Regions from separate parts of the Homo sapiens genome. Here region 1 is linked to region 2. A link is a contact called in ENCODE Hi-C or POLR2A ChIA-PET data. All regions are on one chromosome and are shown on one strand. The core of a region is the stretch at or near the end of the contact, and the rest is flanking DNA. Distances in the headings are between cores, read along the strand shown.

Region 1 (2,700 bases), core at 167-2,666, 160 kb before region 2:
ACTATTTAAAGGATCTAACCCAAAAGAATCATGGCTAAAGCCTCTGCACAGCGGCAGGCAGCATCATACAAATCTCAGCAAAGTGCATTTAACTTGCAGAACCCAATTCACATGCAGAACCCTAGCTACATGGGAGTCTGGAAGATGCAGTATTTTATTTTACAGCTTCTGCAGTACAAAAAAGCACATCAGAAATAGTGGGAATGAATATGAAGTGTGAATTAATCTTATCTAGCATATTATATATATTACATTTTTTAGAACCTTCTTAAACCTTTGTCAAGTTGACAAATTGGTATACTGTTTTAAATAATATTTATTTGATTATTGGTAAGGATGAGCTTTGTGGGGCTTTTTTTGTTTGTTTTGTTTTTTTGAGGCAGGGTATCACTCTGTCCCCTGCCCACCCTAGGCTGGAGAGCAGTGGTCATCACGACTCACTGCAGCCTCAACCTCCCAGGCTCAAATGATCTTCCCACCTCAGCCTCCCAAGTAGCTGGGACTATAGGCATGCACCACCACACCTGGCTAATTTTTAAAGTTTTTTTTTTTTTTTTTTTTTTGTAGAGGCAGGTTTCTTCATGTTGCCCAGGCTGGTCTTGAACTCCTGAGGCTCAAGCAATTCACCCACCTCTGCCTTCCAAAGTGCTGAGATTACAGGTGTGCACCATGGCACCTGGCTAATTTTTATTTTTATTTTTATTTCTGTGGAGATGGGTTCTTACCAGGTTGCCTAAGCTGGTCTGAAACTCCTGAGCTCAAGTGACCCAAAGTGCTGGGATTACAACCATGAGCTTCCACGCCCAGCCAGGATAAACTTTTAAAACTGTATGTACTGGCCTTTCATATTACTTCTTTTATAAATTACCTTGTTCTACTTTTTATTCATTTTTCTTTAGGGATATTTGTCCCTTTGTTCTTATATATTTGTAAGAACTCTTTATACATTAAGGATATTAACCCATTAACCAAAGGCCTTTTTTTTAAATGTCAAATTTTGCCAGGAGCTAGCCCTAATTTGATTAACTCCGCTGATGGTTCCTTGGTTTGGTATCTCCTAAATATTTACACATTTGGCTTGTTCCATAGATATTCAGATTTATAACTATAGTCATGCCTTTTTTCACACACTCTACAGCAGAACCTGGTTTGCCTGTCAGGGAGATAAGATCACTAGAGAGCTGTGCAGATGCTAAGGAGAGACACACACCAGGTCTGGGGATCTAGAGATGAAAGCACAGATCCCAGAAAGTGGGCAGTCTCCCTTGTTCAAGAGTATGATGAAGGTCTCAACACTGTGAGGTTAGTTAGCAAGATGAAGTGGAGGAATCAGATCCCAGATGACAAGAGTCTGCTGTTCAGGAAGACATTTATAGTCACAGCACAAATTAACAAACACATCTAAATGGCCTTGATCTTCTTTTATACTTCCTGCCTAGGTAGGAAGTTGTGGTCTCAGGAGCTAGAACCACAGATATGAAGAAAATGGCTTTAGTTGGTAAAGAAAGTAGTATATAAAGTAGCAGCTGCATTTAAGTCCTCAAATGCTGTTATAGATATTTAATTTTGTTCCATGTTTTCTCAAATATACTTACTGCTTCTCAAATATACTTCTGGCAGAGCTGCTTCTCACGACAGAGACTGAAAAACCAGATTATTGCTTTCTCAGTTTCCCTTACAACTAGGAATGGCCTTGTCTTAGTCCATTCATGCTGCTACACCAAAATACCTCGGACTGGATAATTCATAACAAGAGAAATTTATTGCTCACAGTTCTGGAGCCTGGGAAGTCCAAGATCAACGTACCAGCAGATTCAGATGAAGGCGTGTTCTCAGCTTCATAGGTGGTGCATTCTTGCTGCTTCTTCACATGATGGAAGGAGTGAACAAGCTCCCTTGGGCCTCTTTTACAAAGGTACAAAGCTCCACCATCATGACTTAATCGCCTCCTAAAGGCCCTACCTCTTAAAATATTGCATTGGGGATTAGATTTCAATTTATGAATTTTGAAGGGACACAAACATTCAGATTATATTAGGCCACATGACACAGTTCTGGCCAAGGAGAGGAAGGGGAAGACTACTGGGAGACGTCTGAGGACATTTTTATTCTAGTTAAAAAGACGAGTATGCATGAGGCTCCTACTCTTTCATTCATGTCTATGAATATAGTTGTATGAGCACATGATTTCTTCAACCATGGCAACCATGCAAGCCTAGAGACCAAGAGCCAACACTGAAGGTAGAAAAGCAAAAGGATGAAGGAAGCCTGGTCAGTCATAGCATTTTTCAGCTGATGAACCAAAATAAGACCTCTACATTTCTTATTTTGTGAGAGAGTAAGAACTTTTATTGACACTTTTAGTTTTTTGTTACCTGCTTCTGCATTTTGACACATTCAAAATATAAAATGATACAGAATCTATATCATTGTAAGTACATAAAATATGTTAGTGTGTGGATAAGGACAGGATGGTATTGGTAGGGGCAGGAAGCAGGGAAATTCTCGGCAGAAAAGGGCAGGGTCCCTGGCGAAGCCCCACCCTCAAGCCTAGAACCGCGGTCCAAAGTGAGAGCATGCATTCCTATTTTCTTGCTCAAATGTTGCCTTTTCCAAAATCACCATGACCTGTCTCACCCCTCATCCTGTACCCATTAAATCCCCTGGCCCAACTGGCAGATGGCAAAGAAGGAGAGAAGA
Region 2 (2,700 bases), core at 108-2,607:
AACTATAAAGCAATTGAGAAGTGCAAAAGTTGAGCGCCCCCACTCCCACCACCCTCTCTTCACTACCCCCCATAAAACAGTAAAAGGGGAAAAAAAGGAGGAGAAGAAGAAGAAAAGTAAGGCAGGATGAGGGGTTTATAGATTCAGGAAATGTTTCTAAGCGACCCCCTTCAAGGGAAAGAAAAAAGAAAGAAGAAAGAAAGATAAGAAAGAAAGGGGAAAAGCGGCAGGCGATCGGAACGGAGCCGGCAAGTCTTCCAGAAGCTGGAGGAAATGCGCCCCGGCCTGCCAGGCCTTGGGCCCTTCCGGCCCCCTCCTGCCCTTGTCGGCCCCGAGGCGAGCTCACCTTGCGGGCGCATCCAGGGGAAGAGCTGTGTGGGCGACGGGCTCTGCTCGGAGCCCTCGGCCTCCTCGCCCAGGCCGCTGGCGGCGGCAAGCTTGCAGTCTGCGTACTGCACCAGGTCTGGATCCTGCGCACCGAATAGGCTCTGGCGTTGCAGCGGGTCGTAGCCGTAGAAATTGCCGGGGTCCCCGTGGCACGCCACGGCGCACGGGTTCTGCTGGTAGGGAGCCGTGGACAGCGACGACGGCCCGTGGTAGAACTCCTGGATTTGCGACGGGTGCTGGAAGCTGCCGCCGCTGCTGGGACCGTACACCACGGTGGGTCGGCCGCCCAGGTCCTGGGCGAAGCCGCAGTCATAATAATTGGGGCGCAGGGACTCCCCGGTTTTGTATTTGGAGAACAGTGAGTTGACGAAATAAGAGCTCATTTTATTGAATTTTGAGGCGGCGGCGGCGGCGGAGGCTATAGTTGGGGGCTGTTGGGGAGGGGGTGGGGAGGGGGAAAGGGAGGGAGAGAGAGAAAAAAACGCGGATTCGCCGGCTCCTAGTCACCCTCGCCAGGAAAGGAGAGGGAAAGAGAGGAGGGAAAAAAAGAAAAGAAAGAAAAGGCGAAGAAGATCTCGAAGCCGACACACTTTTTGTGGTTTCCAGGAATAGAAAAGGACAGAGAAGCCTCCAAAAGTCTAAGCTTGCATGGCAGCCGCGGCTCGCTCGCCCTCCCCCCACCCCCCACCCCCCAAACAAAAATATACCACCACTTAAAGAGGTCCTCGCTTTACATTTCGAAGAAGGGATGCCAGTTCATAAACAGTTTTCGGTGATTTACTTCCCTGCAAATGAGTTGTTTCATATTTTGCACTGTCTTTTCATGATCATTTGCATCCATTAGAGACCCCGCATCCTATTGGCTTCTTCGTACTCCTCCCGGACAGAACGCAGAGCGAGGGTGAGAGCGAGAGAGAGCGAGCGAGAGAGAGAGCTAGAGCGAGAGAGCGCCAGGGAGTGAGGAGAGAGCGGAAAAAAAAAAAGGAGGGGAAGAAAAAAACACCCAGGGAGAGAGAGGGGGAGAGGGGGAGAGAGAGGGGGAGAGGGAGAGGGGGTGAGAGAGAATGAATACGGATTAAATCTGTTTAACTACCTACATTAATGAGATATCTCTCGCCTCACAACAAATCAAATACCTTCGCAGACCACCCCCAAAGACTGATGTGGGGGAGTCACGGAAAAAAACACGCACACACACATACACAACGCGCCAGGCGTAGGCACGCTGTTAATTTCGCGATTTTAACGAGGCAATTGGAGTCTTTCTAAATGTCAGGGTCGCTTCGGAAAAATGTAAAAGAACACGGTTTAATTGCGCCGAGTTTTAAAAGGTCCTATAAATGTAATTGGTATTTTAATACAAGTTATCAAATCATACAGCTTCCTCTCCTAAACGTATTTTCAAACAAACGAGGTAGTCATATTTAAAGCTTTAATGATCAATTTCCTTATTATTGATAAAGGTTTAACTATCGTGTGGAGGGAATTGGCTGGATAACCGGCCCCCCAAAAAACGGCTGTAAACTCTTTAAGAAACTATAAAACGCAATAAAGCCGGAGTCTGTTGTTGTTTATGCCGCAGCGCATAAAAGCTGTTAGCATTTTACGAGTTCTTTCCTCTACAGCTATAAAACTGCAGCTTCGATCGCCCCCGCCGCCCGATTGCAGCACGGTGGGGGTGACGAAGCCGAAATGAGAATGATTATGGGGATTTTTTTTTGGCACAAACGGTGACTTTTCTGAGATTTTCACCTCCTTCCGTCCTGGCAAGCACCTGCCCCCACCCCTTCTCTGGAGCCCCCAAAAGGTCCCTTCTCTGCCCTGCCCTCTCTGCCCTGCCCTGGCCAGTCACAAAACTTCCTCTCATTAAACAAATAAGCAAAAATTTTCTGTGAAACAGGGATCTGGGAGATCTTGAGGAGGGAACGGGAGGGAAGAAGAAACTTTCTGGTTAATGAGCAGTGGTTGAAGCACAGAGCAAAGTTCGAGCTGCCACTGCCGATTCTGCAGGTTTGTGCACTCTCTGCTTGCTGAAAAGGGGGTCTCCTGAAGGCCCTTCAGCCCATCAGCACTTTTGAGGGCAGACTTTGCATGAAGGGAGAGGGCCTGATGCCATCAGAGGGATGAAGCCCCAATGGGCTACCCGACACTTGCACCCAGGCCTTGGGACCCAGTAGCCAAGCCCAATTATTAATAGCTCCCAACCTTCCCAGGCCGACCCCCACACCTTCTGCAGTGCCTAAGGGTGAGAGGGGACCACTGAGCCCATCACTGCATCAAAAGGAAAGAAGGTTGGGTATCAGGCCCTGGCAC

Evidence for each region. Hi-C counts contacts between places; a loop is a spot of excess contacts on that map. ChIA-PET counts read pairs that join two places held with the same protein, here RNA polymerase II (POLR2A). Pooled maps may share reads with other maps.
Region 1: POLR2A ChIA-PET joins it to region 2 with 24 read pairs in activated naive CD4-positive, alpha-beta T cell. The contact joins the enhancer-like site here to the promoter of HOXB8 in region 2. A Hi-C loop is called at or near these places in 5 of 50 pooled maps. POLR2A ChIA-PET finds 5 or more read pairs at or near these places in 3 of 52 experiments (MCF 10A, activated CD4-positive, alpha-beta T cell and activated naive CD4-positive, alpha-beta T cell).

What each region holds. Positions count from the first base shown.
Region 1 is chr17:48,452,340-48,455,039 of GRCh38, forward strand. It overlaps LOC101927166 (a long non-coding RNA gene), which reads left to right. Exons shown (of 6, transcript NR_110804.1): 3 at 1,774-1,915; 4 at 2,680-2,700. Among named protein-coding and RNA genes, the nearest start is that of SKAP1, 23 kb to the left of the region's middle. Within about 2 kb of position 1,417, at least 5 of the 41 ENCODE cell types and tissues checked have a DNase peak (open chromatin) inside an H3K27ac peak, as active enhancers do.
Region 2 is chr17:48,613,935-48,616,634 of GRCh38, forward strand. It overlaps HOXB8 (homeobox B8), which reads right to left and starts at 1,358. Exons shown (of 2, transcript NM_024016.4): 1 at 347-1,358. The coding sequence starts at 770.